Regions from separate parts of the Homo sapiens genome. Here region 2 is linked to region 1. A link is a contact called in ENCODE Hi-C data. All regions are on one chromosome and are shown on one strand. Each heading gives the region's core, a stretch centred on a gene start or an enhancer-like site at or near the end of the contact. The rest is flanking DNA. Distances are from core to core; before and after follow the strand shown.

Evidence for each region. Hi-C counts contacts between places; a loop is a spot of excess contacts on that map. Pooled maps may share reads with other maps.
Region 2: a loop to region 1 is called in a map of K562, with 2.5 times the contacts of the local background. The contact joins two enhancer-like sites. A Hi-C loop is called at or near these places in 1 of 168 maps with a recorded cell type or tissue (K562), 1 of 37 single-sample maps with no recorded cell type and 3 of 50 pooled maps.

The regions. Positions count from the first base shown.
Region 1 is chr5:154,075,913-154,080,844 of GRCh38, reverse strand. No RefSeq gene overlaps it. Among named protein-coding and RNA genes, the nearest start is that of MFAP3, 39 kb to the right of the region's middle. Within about 2 kb of position 2,989, at least 2 of the 41 ENCODE cell types and tissues checked have a DNase peak (open chromatin) inside an H3K27ac peak, as active enhancers do.
Region 2 is chr5:154,520,735-154,526,077 of GRCh38, reverse strand. No RefSeq gene overlaps it. Among named protein-coding and RNA genes, the nearest start is that of HAND1, 45 kb to the right of the region's middle. RefSeq lists an enhancer at 4,466-5,069. Within about 2 kb of position 2,142, at least 3 of the 41 ENCODE cell types and tissues checked have a DNase peak (open chromatin) inside an H3K27ac peak, as active enhancers do.

The DNA.
Region 1 (4,932 bases), core at 1,740-4,239:
CTTGTAATTTTTCATAAAAATCCTTCTCTTTTTTTTTCCCCAGCCATCATGAGGTATGGCCACAGCTGTCTCTGGGTGAGCAGACACAGAGCCCTCCAAAGGGAGAGAAAACCCATCAGAAGGCCTGCTGGGCCCAGGTGGAATCGCTGTGAATGAGGACATGTCAAAGAACTTATCTTTCTCCTGTAAACACCTTGGACCAACCCAGACCTGTTTAATTTCTAGGCAAGAAGCACAAATTGAATCCTGCACTACATGCATTTATCTCCTCACCTTTTTCGGCAGGAATCTAGATAGGAATTAATAGACTCACTCAAAGAGGAAAAGACATAGTGGGTGCAGTGGAGTCCTTTGTCTTTACGGGGCTTGAAAGGGTGGATCTCTAACACGTCTCATTTAATATTGGCTCGAGTTAAAGTATAGTAAATTCCAGGCCAAGAAGAAGAAACTAGGATGCCACAGAATGTTAGAGATAATTTAATTTAAACTCCTTACTCAATAGATAGAGAATCTGAGCTCAGGGAGGGGACAATCTGTCCACAGCCATATACCAAACTGCTGCTGGCTGGGCTGAGGGCTACGACACCTTACTCCTGGGCCAGTGCTCTGGGCAGGGCTTCCTATCTCTGTCATTCATTTCTTTTTTTTTTTTTTCTTTTTTTGAAATGGAGTCTTGCTCTGTTGCCCAGGTTATAGTGCAGTGGCACGATCTCAGCTCACTGCAACCTCTGCCTCCTGAGTTCAAGCAATTCTCTTGCTTCAGCCTCCTGAGTAGCTGGGATTACAAGTGTGCGCCACCACACTCAGCTAATTTTTGTATTGTTAATAGAGATGGGGTTTCACCATGTTGGCCAGGCTGGTTTTGGGCTCCTGACCTCAAGTGATCCTCCTGCCTCAGCCTCCCAAAGTGCTGGGATTACAGGCATGAGCCACTGCGCCTGGTCTCTGTCATTCATTTCTGTACCACGGTCATGATTTGTGTCATATTTACACACCCTCGGCACCATTATTAACATGGTCTTAATATCTGAATCGACTGTATTTTTTTATCCTTAAATAAATTTCTTTTGAAAGGAAATTGCTGTGAAGAGAAAACAAGGATTGTTTTCCACAAATAAAAGGTGACCACAAAAAATACATGCTATGAAATGAAGCAATACATTTTAAATATATTAAATTTTAAATATAATTTAAAATTTAAGTTTAAAAGTTTAATTTAGAAGTTAAATTTTAGCAAGGTACTGCTGTGTGTGAAAAGACTGTTCACTCTCTCTGTTAAAAGGGAGATTTGTCATGTTAAAGTGAACTTGAAAGGGAATGGCTTTCTCACCATAGGAGAGGATGTTTCTTAATAAGGTGTTTATGAACCATCTAAAATTGTCTCTCATATCATGAGTGGTCAAGTTGATCAGGAAAGAAAATGTGTTTGCAAACTTCCAAGGAAATGTAATACTTGACACTACTTGGGTTAGAATCCCAACTGTGCCATTTACCAGCCACTGGATCTCCAGCAAGTTATTTAACCTCTTTCTGTCTGTTTCCTTACTCATAAAATAGGAATAATTGTGTATATCATGGATTTATTGCAAGTACAAATAAGATATACATATAAAGCCATAGAACGGCACTCAGCATAGAGTAAGCACTCAGCACCACGTATTCTTGTAATTATCATTATTAAAACTTAAAGTGGTATTATGCCCTAGAGCAGGGTTGCAACCTTTTTCTGTAGAGGGTCAGATAGCACATTATTTTACCCTTTGCAGTCCATACAGTTTCTGTTGCAACAATTCAATCTTCCATAGTTCCAAGGAAGCAGACATATTGCATACATATATTAATGGGCATAGCTCTGCTCCAGTAAAACGCTACCAGAATAGGTGGCAGGATGGTTTTGGCTGGTGGGCCATGGTTTATGCTACAGGGATATAGTTATGTAAAACAAAAAACAGGCCAGATGCTTTGTACACTATTTTCGAATGAGGTAGCGTCATACTTCATACCTTAGCCCAAATCCCAATCTTTTGAATTCAATCCCATGCACCTGAAACGTAGGTTCTAGTCCAGAAACTTTGGTCTCACTACCTGCTATCATCTTAACTGCTGCCCAAATGGCCATGAGACTAAACAGCTCTTGAACTTGAAGCAGAATAAAGGTTAAAAGCATGGGCTTGGGAATTAGAATGACTTGGGTTTGCTGCTCACCCTGCAAAGGGTATTATTTTCTTTTTACACAGGAGGAAATTGCAGCTCAGTGGGGTGGAGTAATTTGCCCAATGTCACATAGCCAGCAAATTGACATCAGTTCCACAAACATGAAATTTGGTTCTAATCCAAAAACCCTGGGGCCAGCTGCATGTCATCATGATGCTTCCTTTTCTTGTTTCTAATTTCCATGATAAAGAGGGGGAGAGCTTGAGAAGGATTTAGAGTGGGAAATAATGCCGATGGCTTAGGACAACATTTTGATCAATGGAGGAAGAAGAATGCAGTCCCCAGAGACCATAAGATATAACTGAAAGAGCACAGGGCTAGATCTGCTTCTTCCCTTACCAGTGAACCCTGGATGTGTACCTGGGCAAATGTAATGATAAGAGGCAGCATTTATTGAGTTCATATGGAGTGCTTTCTAATACCTTTATCTTATTTTCCCTTCACAACAACTCTGAGATTTTAATCCCCATTGCACAGATGAACAAGGTGAAGCTCAGAAAGGTCATTTAAATTCCCAGGGTCATAGAACTAGTGAGTGGTGCAGCTGGGATTTGAATGCTAGTCTGTCTGGTTACAAGTCCAGGTTTTTCCAATGCAAAACATCCTCAAGAGTCTACTTTCCTGCCTAGGTGAGTCCACAAATGAAGTTGTACAATGTATGCTCTGTAACTTTAGAATTGGAGGTGACTCACGTTGCAATCTTACCATGTGCTTGGCAATGTGCAAGGCCAGTCCTTCCAAATGACCCTGTGAACTCAGTGCTAATAGTATTCTCTATCAGTAGATTTGGCAACTGTGGCTCATAGACCTTAAGTAACTTGTTCAAAGTCATTCAGCTAGTAAGAAACAGGCTGGGGTTTGAACCCAGGTCAAATCCACTTCAAAGCCTGTGCTCCTAATAGGATGACCAAATAGTTTGTCACCCAAACCAGGACACTTTTGAGAGTGAAAGGCACTATTAATAATTATGTCAAGACAGCAGGCATAAACTTCAGTTCTTGACTACTGTGCTTATCCAAATGGGCTCTTTCTATCCCTCAGACCACCATGAATCATAACGTGGAGAAGAAACCCATTACATCTGGCACCACCATCATTTTCATTATTACCATTTACCTAGACAGCATTGTAAGAAAGAGGTAAAGTCCTGTGGGAATGAGGCATTTGAAACTTGGTGCTTGAGAATTTTAGAAAGGGGTGAATGTAATTGCCTCGGGAGTTGCTATAAGAAGCAGTAACAGGGCAGCTGGGACCCTCCTCGCCTTTCCTGCACTCTCTTGACTGCAGGCACTGGGTGGAAAGGAGAGATGGATTAAAAGAGAGCTCCAAGGAAATGGAGATGAATGCCTTTAGATTTGGTATGATAAGAAGAAGGGCATTTCTCAGATACATAAAAGAGACCAGATCATTATCAAGATAGTGCTTGAAAACACACATACCTCTAACCCAGGACTAGTATCACATGGTGGCAATGGTGGTGGTTGTCTCAACTGTACTCTTGGAGGTGTGCTGGGAGGATTTTCTGCTTCAGAATTCCCAGAATTCTACCTTAAGTGCCTTAACCTTCGAGTAAAGGTTCATTTCTCTAGGAGATCAGTTTTAAAAAGAAACCACCATAGAACCATTTGAGTCCACTATCAGTCATGAACATGGGGGAGTTTATTACATAGCAGACTTTCTTTTGAATCTTACAGTTGTTTAGGATGTTGGAAAGGTGAGTTTTGATAGAGAAATGGGCATAGGGGAAGCTTTGGGACCTGGGTTTTTGCCTAGAGAAGGCACCTTAGTGTGGGGTCGTGGGTAGCCAGAAGCCTAAGTGGTACACAGCAGAGCAAGAGTACTGGGGAGAAGATGGCAGTGGGAGGGTAAAGTTCACCACCGTAGCGTTGACTATGCCAAGTTCCAGGGCCAATGGCTCTGCAGAGAACTAGCAAGGTCATGGGAGTCAGAGTGGTACAAGGCAAAGAGGACAGGGAGCCAGGACCCTGGGGTGCTGAGGCCAGCTCTGTTAATGAGAGTCTCTGAGCAAGTTAATCTCCCTATGATGCCTCATCTACCACATATAAAGCTTGGCTGAAAATGTAATAATCTCTATGGTCTTTTTCAGCTCTAATACCACATGTGACTCTAGACTGTGCCACTAAGTGAATCTTGCTGTACCTAAGTGGGTGGCTTAGAGCTAAGAGGCTCTTGACTGGAGAGCAGGCGTGACCTGAGCCACTGATCTCTGCCCTCCACATTACCCCTTCTCCTCGCCTTAATTCTCTTGATGACCAAGGGAGCTTTTAGCCTCTCCTTCCCTCATTTATCCTTTTAAGCAAGAAAGGAGGGAGGCTGCATAAAGGCTTCCAGTAGCTCTCTCTCTCTCAGGATCCCAGGAGGGAGAAGATCAGAAATTAGCTAAGAGAGAACTGAGAAAAGTTTAGGTCCTAGACTACTAACTGCAGCAAGGATAAAATCTCATCTGGAGATGGCCTGAGGACTGACTACAAAGTCTAGGGGAACACACTGGGTCACAGGGGCTAAGACATTTAGCCTCTTGGTGCTTTGGTTTTTTCATCTTTAATGGGGACACAGGGGTAGACTAATATTTAATGGACCTCTATGTCGACAGTAACTAGGCTGGGTGCTTTAAGTATTATCTAATTTAATCTTCACAACAACCTCCTTTCAGGGGAAATATTATCTTCATCTTTTGGAGGAAAAACCAGCAGTGTA
Region 2 (5,343 bases), core at 893-3,392, 450 kb before region 1:
CATGAGGAGAAAACAAGAACTTTAAAATAATACAAATAAAAGCTAATGTGGGCCAGGCATGATGGCTCATGCCTGTACTCCCAGCACTTTGGGAGGCCAAGGCAGGCAGATTACCTGAGGTCAGGAGTTTGAGACCAGCCTGGCCAACATGGTGAAACCCCGTCTCTACTAAAAATACAAAAATTAGCCGGGCATGGTGACGCGCACCTGTAATCCCAGCTACTTGGAAAGCTGAGACAGGAGAATTGCTTAAACCCGGGAGGCGGAGGTTGCAGTGAGCTGAGATCGTGCCACTGCACTCCAGCCTGGGTGACAGAGTGAGATTCCATCTCCAAAAAAAAAAAAAAAAAAGCTAATGTGTGCAGAGCACTCTGATGTTAGGTACTGTTTTAAGCACTTTAAATTTACTAACACATTTAGTCCTCAGATAACTATGAGGTAGATGTGCATATTATCATTTCATTTTCCAGATAAAGAAAAAGCACGGCACAGAGAGGTTAACTAACTTGACCAGGATCACACAGCTGGTAAGCTGCCTTCATGACCAACATTCCACCTCAACATTAGGCAAAGAAGGGGCAGAGGGCCGTGGATAGAAAGACACCTTTCTTCAGCTGGGAGCGGTGGCTCATGCCTGTAATCCCAGCACTTTGGGAGGCTGAGGCGGGCGGATCACGAGGTCAAGAGATCAAGACCATCCTGAACAACATGATGAATCCCTGTCTCTACTAAAAATACAAAAATTAGCTGGGCTACTGAAGCTATATTCAGTAGGGACTTTCTCCTCCAGACAGCATGCACATTTTGATTTTACCTGTCCTCAGACTGACCCTTTGCTCATTATAATAGTAAAAACACACCCCTGGGTGGAGATTTAAGATGCTAATGAACTGTACAGGCTACGTATGAAAAAGTATGTGTGGCTACTGAGCATGTGCACCCAGAGACCACCCAGAACATGCTTACTATAATAGTAACACCTCTTCCTACCTCCTTATGAATAATGCTGGAAGATTCCTGTAAAGGGAGCTTCCCTAGTGCCAGTCTTGGCTGACTCATCCTCGTGAGCAGCCCACCCTGACCTTTCAAAATATTCTTTTTCTTTTTTTCTTTTCTCTTTTTTCAGACAGAGAAGAAAACCAGTGTGGCAAGGGGAGAGGGGTTGGGAGCTGGGGTCCCAGTGGCAGGCAGGGGCAAGATCCCACTTTATCTCCCAGGTCATTTTTAAGGAATCTGCTTTTTTTTTTTAGACAGAGTTTTGCTCTGTCGCCCAGCCTGCAGTGTAGTGGCATGATCTTGGCTTACTGCAACCTCCACTTCCCGGGTTTAAGCAATTCTTCTGCCTCAGCCTCCTGAGGAGCTGGCACGTGCCATCACAACCAGCTAATTTTTGATTTTTAGTAGAGATGGGGTTTCACCATGTTGGCCAGGCTGGTCTTGACCTCCCGATCTCAAGTGATCCACCTGCAAAATATCTTTTTATTTTTCGAGAAATTACTCTATGATTCACCTCCTTTGCTGGGTGTCTCTTGTTTAAATTCTTTTAAACTAAGAAGACAAGAACCGAGGTCTTATACAAGCCATCAACATAAAGGCACACAGTTAGTAAGGGGTCAAACAGGCACTCGAAGCCAGGCCCACATGCTCTGAAACCTGTGATCTTATCCGCTCAGCTCTCCTTCCTCAGTTATCTCTGCATCTCAAAACCATGTGCGAGGAAGACAAGGCACAAACACTGTCCCATTTTACAGAGAGGAAAGGGAGGCAGCCTGCTTGAGAGCACACAGCTGGTGAACACAGGGCCTGTGCTCAGAAACTCAGGTCCACCTGATTCCCTGGCCAGTGCCTCTTTTCTTTGTTCCTTCAGGAATATTCCAGAAAAGGCTCCAGTTCTATGGTTGTCTATGGTCAGCAATGCACTGCTGCCAGGGATTCTTTCTGAGCAAGATCTTATTTCTTATTTTACTGGAGCTTCCCACAAGCCTGTGAAGGTCAGAACATGCTCCATTTCACACAGGGGCAATCAGAGGTCCAGAGAGGGGAAGAGACTTCCCCAAGCCTTGGGCCAGGGTTCCTGTCTCTAAGTCCAGGGAGAGAGGCCCAGGGCAGGGTGTCCTGCAGGGACAGGCTCCAGCTAGCCAGGCTCTCTCTGCTCTGGGTGAAGTCATCGCCTTATCAGCTAATTGCCACCCTGAGGCCTAATCCTGCACTCAGCTGGAACCTTCGGGAATGGTTTCTCAGAGATGAGATGGGAGCTGTTATTGTCCAGATGAGAGGGCTGGGGGGCGGGCAGAGGGAGGGGGCAAGTTTACACTCATAATTCCCCTTGCAGCAGTTTCTCAAAAACCTCTGGAGGCAGAGACATTTCTGGGGCCTTTATGGGCAGGACTGAAGGTTTCTGCTGCTTTTCTGCCCAGTTGGCTGAGATGCCTGCCTTGTTAACAGAAACAGCGTCAGGACAAGCCAGCTTCCTATAAATAGACAAAGCTGGGGTGAAATAAATACGGGTGGGAGCTGTTTGCCTCTGACACAGAGGAGTTGGTCATTGATGATGGAGATAAAATTTGAGGAAAGAGCTTGGGAAATGTTAGCATGGGGTCACCTTGGCTAGCTGGGGAGCCCCCTAAAGGACTGGGCATTGGTGGGACATGAATGGGGCCAACACACAGCTGTTGTTCAGAGGAGGGACTGAGAGTCAGAAGGGATGATGACAGTCAGGTGACAAAGATCCAATGCCATGGATTGAGGGTGACCAATGTGCCAGGCGCCATGTGCTTTATAAGCAGAGAACAGCTGCTGAGCCTGCCGTGCGGTTGAGTGTTGGAGTCGCACAGACATGCCTGGCTCTGCTGAGCTGGTTGCTTTCCCTTTCTGATACCAGTTCCATCACTGCTGTGATGGGGATGAGAATCATACCTCCTACATTGTAGAATTGTGAGGATTAAATGAAAAGAGGCAGAGAAAGTGCTTAGCACAGGAGTGGCACACAGCGAGCACTTAAAATATGAGCCATTATTCTCACTCAGTGTAAGGTGCTGTGCTATGTGCTGGGCTTACAGCGGGGAGCAAGCCACACCCAATCCCTGACTTCTTAGTGCTGACAGTGGAGCCTGGAAGACCTGGGGAAGAGACTGATGTGATGGGACATGGAAATCATACCAGCGAGATGCAAGATGTAGGAGGAAAAAAAGACAAGTCCCCACTCCCCAGATATAGTCACTTAGAACCAAGAAAGGTGTGTTTTGGCTCTGAATGTTACCAAAACCAGGATGGCACCCAGTATGTCACTCTGTTTGTTTTATTTAACCCTCAGAACAATTCTGCACTATTCCTACTGATAAATGAAGAAGCCGAGGCTCAGGGAGGTGAAATGACATGCCTAAGGCCACACGGCTTAAGCACAGCAGAGCCAGGATGGCCTGATACCATCCTCTTATCCACTGCACTCTACAGCTTGACTTGGCTGCTGGCTGGATGTGTGATCTTGGGCAAGTCACATCTCCTTTTACCAGCCTCAGTTTCCCACCAATCAAGGTAGAATGTGAGGGTCACATAAAGTCATGGATATGAGAGTACTTTGGATGTCGCAAGATGCTGTCTGTGGCTGAAGAATTATTAGCGCACATGGGACAGAAAGCACCAAAGGGCCCCTTATCTGCGATGACCACTCCATGGCCCTCTTCCCCCATAGGATCTTCTCCAAGTCAGGATGCTGGGTCACCCCAGGCCTTCTTTACACCTGCCCTGCAGGAAGGAGAAGCAGATGGAAGATTTTAAACAGCAGTATGGCTGTTGCAAGGATGTCACTCTGTGACAAAAGTGGTTTTGGCCCGTTTTACAGATAAAGAAAATGAGGCACCGCCAAGCAAGTCAACTGTCCAGAGGACAGTTTGTGGCCACAGGGGAACTCGAGAGCCGATCTCAGTCCCTGGACACCCCGTGCTGCATTAGTGGGGGTGCCACCCCTGATAAGCAAGCCATAGGCCAGCAGCACTGGAAGAGTGGGGGGCCACGGTACTGCTTAGCTCTGGGAGTTGGGTGGAGGAAGATAGGTCCCTCCAAGCCTTCCAGCTCCCTCCCCCCACCTCCCCTTTGTGGGGGTAGAGCTAGCTCTGAAGCGTCAGCCCCTCCCCCCTCATTCAAACCCTGTAGGCCCTTTCACACTTCATTCTCATCAGTTTGTGAGATTTTAATCCTTTCTTATGGGACAGAGGAGGAGTCTGGGGCCAGGGTGGGCTCAAGATGGAGACAGATAGGGGTTGGGGGTTGGGTGATGAAGCAGGACTATAATCTAGCCAAGCTGACATCCTCACTTTTTTTTTTGAGACGGAGTCTTACTCTGTCGCCCAGGCTGGAGTGCAGTGGCGCGATCTCGGCTCACTGCAAGCTCTGCCTCCCGGGTTCAAGCAATTCTCTGCCTCGGCCTCCCGAGTAGCTGGGATTACAGGCGCCTGCGACCACGCCCGGCGAATTTTTTGTATTTTTAGTAGAGATGGGATTTCACCCTCTTTGCCAGGCTGGTCTTGAACTCCTGACCTCGAGATCCGCCCGCTTTGGCCTCCTAAACTGCTGCGATTACAGGCGTAAGCCACCGCGCCCGGCCATCCTCACTTTTTTGAACTGTTGGAACGACTGAGACCCAGAAAGGTGCTAAGTCTTACAGCAACTCAGATGCAAAACCAGCCCCAAGCCGAGGTTTCCTGAGCTCCAAGTCAGACAACCCTGCCCTCCTCCGCTTTGTGCTGTGACCTACAAATGGCAAGTCTTGGCCACAGGCAGGCGGGAGACAAATAAATGCGAGCGAATGATTGAATGCTGGGCGCTGCTCTGGAGGGAGCAGGGGGATGGGGAGCTGATTCCCCTACAGGAGCCCGTAGGCAGGGCTTAGCCCCTCCCAAACCAACCCTTCTTCCCGTGGAATTAGTTCACCTGGAATTCTCCTTTTCCCCAGAGAATTGTGCGCCACCTAGAGGATACCGGGAGCTCAGCGCCCTCGTCTCTTGGGGAAAGTGCGGCACCCCTCTCCACTCCCCCACCCACCGCCCACAACTTCTAAAAAGCCCCTAACCCCTTCTAGCCTCTTCCCTGATGTCAGGAGGGTTCTGGCCAGGATCAGCTGCAGTGAAAATCTAGCAAATGAGGACATCCTTGCAGCAGAAAGGACTTAAAGTAGGATATGCCACATACTTTCCCACCTCAGGATTTTTCAGAGGCCATTTCACATTTCCTTTCCCACCTTCTTGGTTTCCTTACCTGGAAACAATGCAGACAGAAGAAATGACCGTGGTGTTCCTGCCAAAGATGCGTAGCCTGGCCCTAATCATCAAACGAAACCCAATTAAG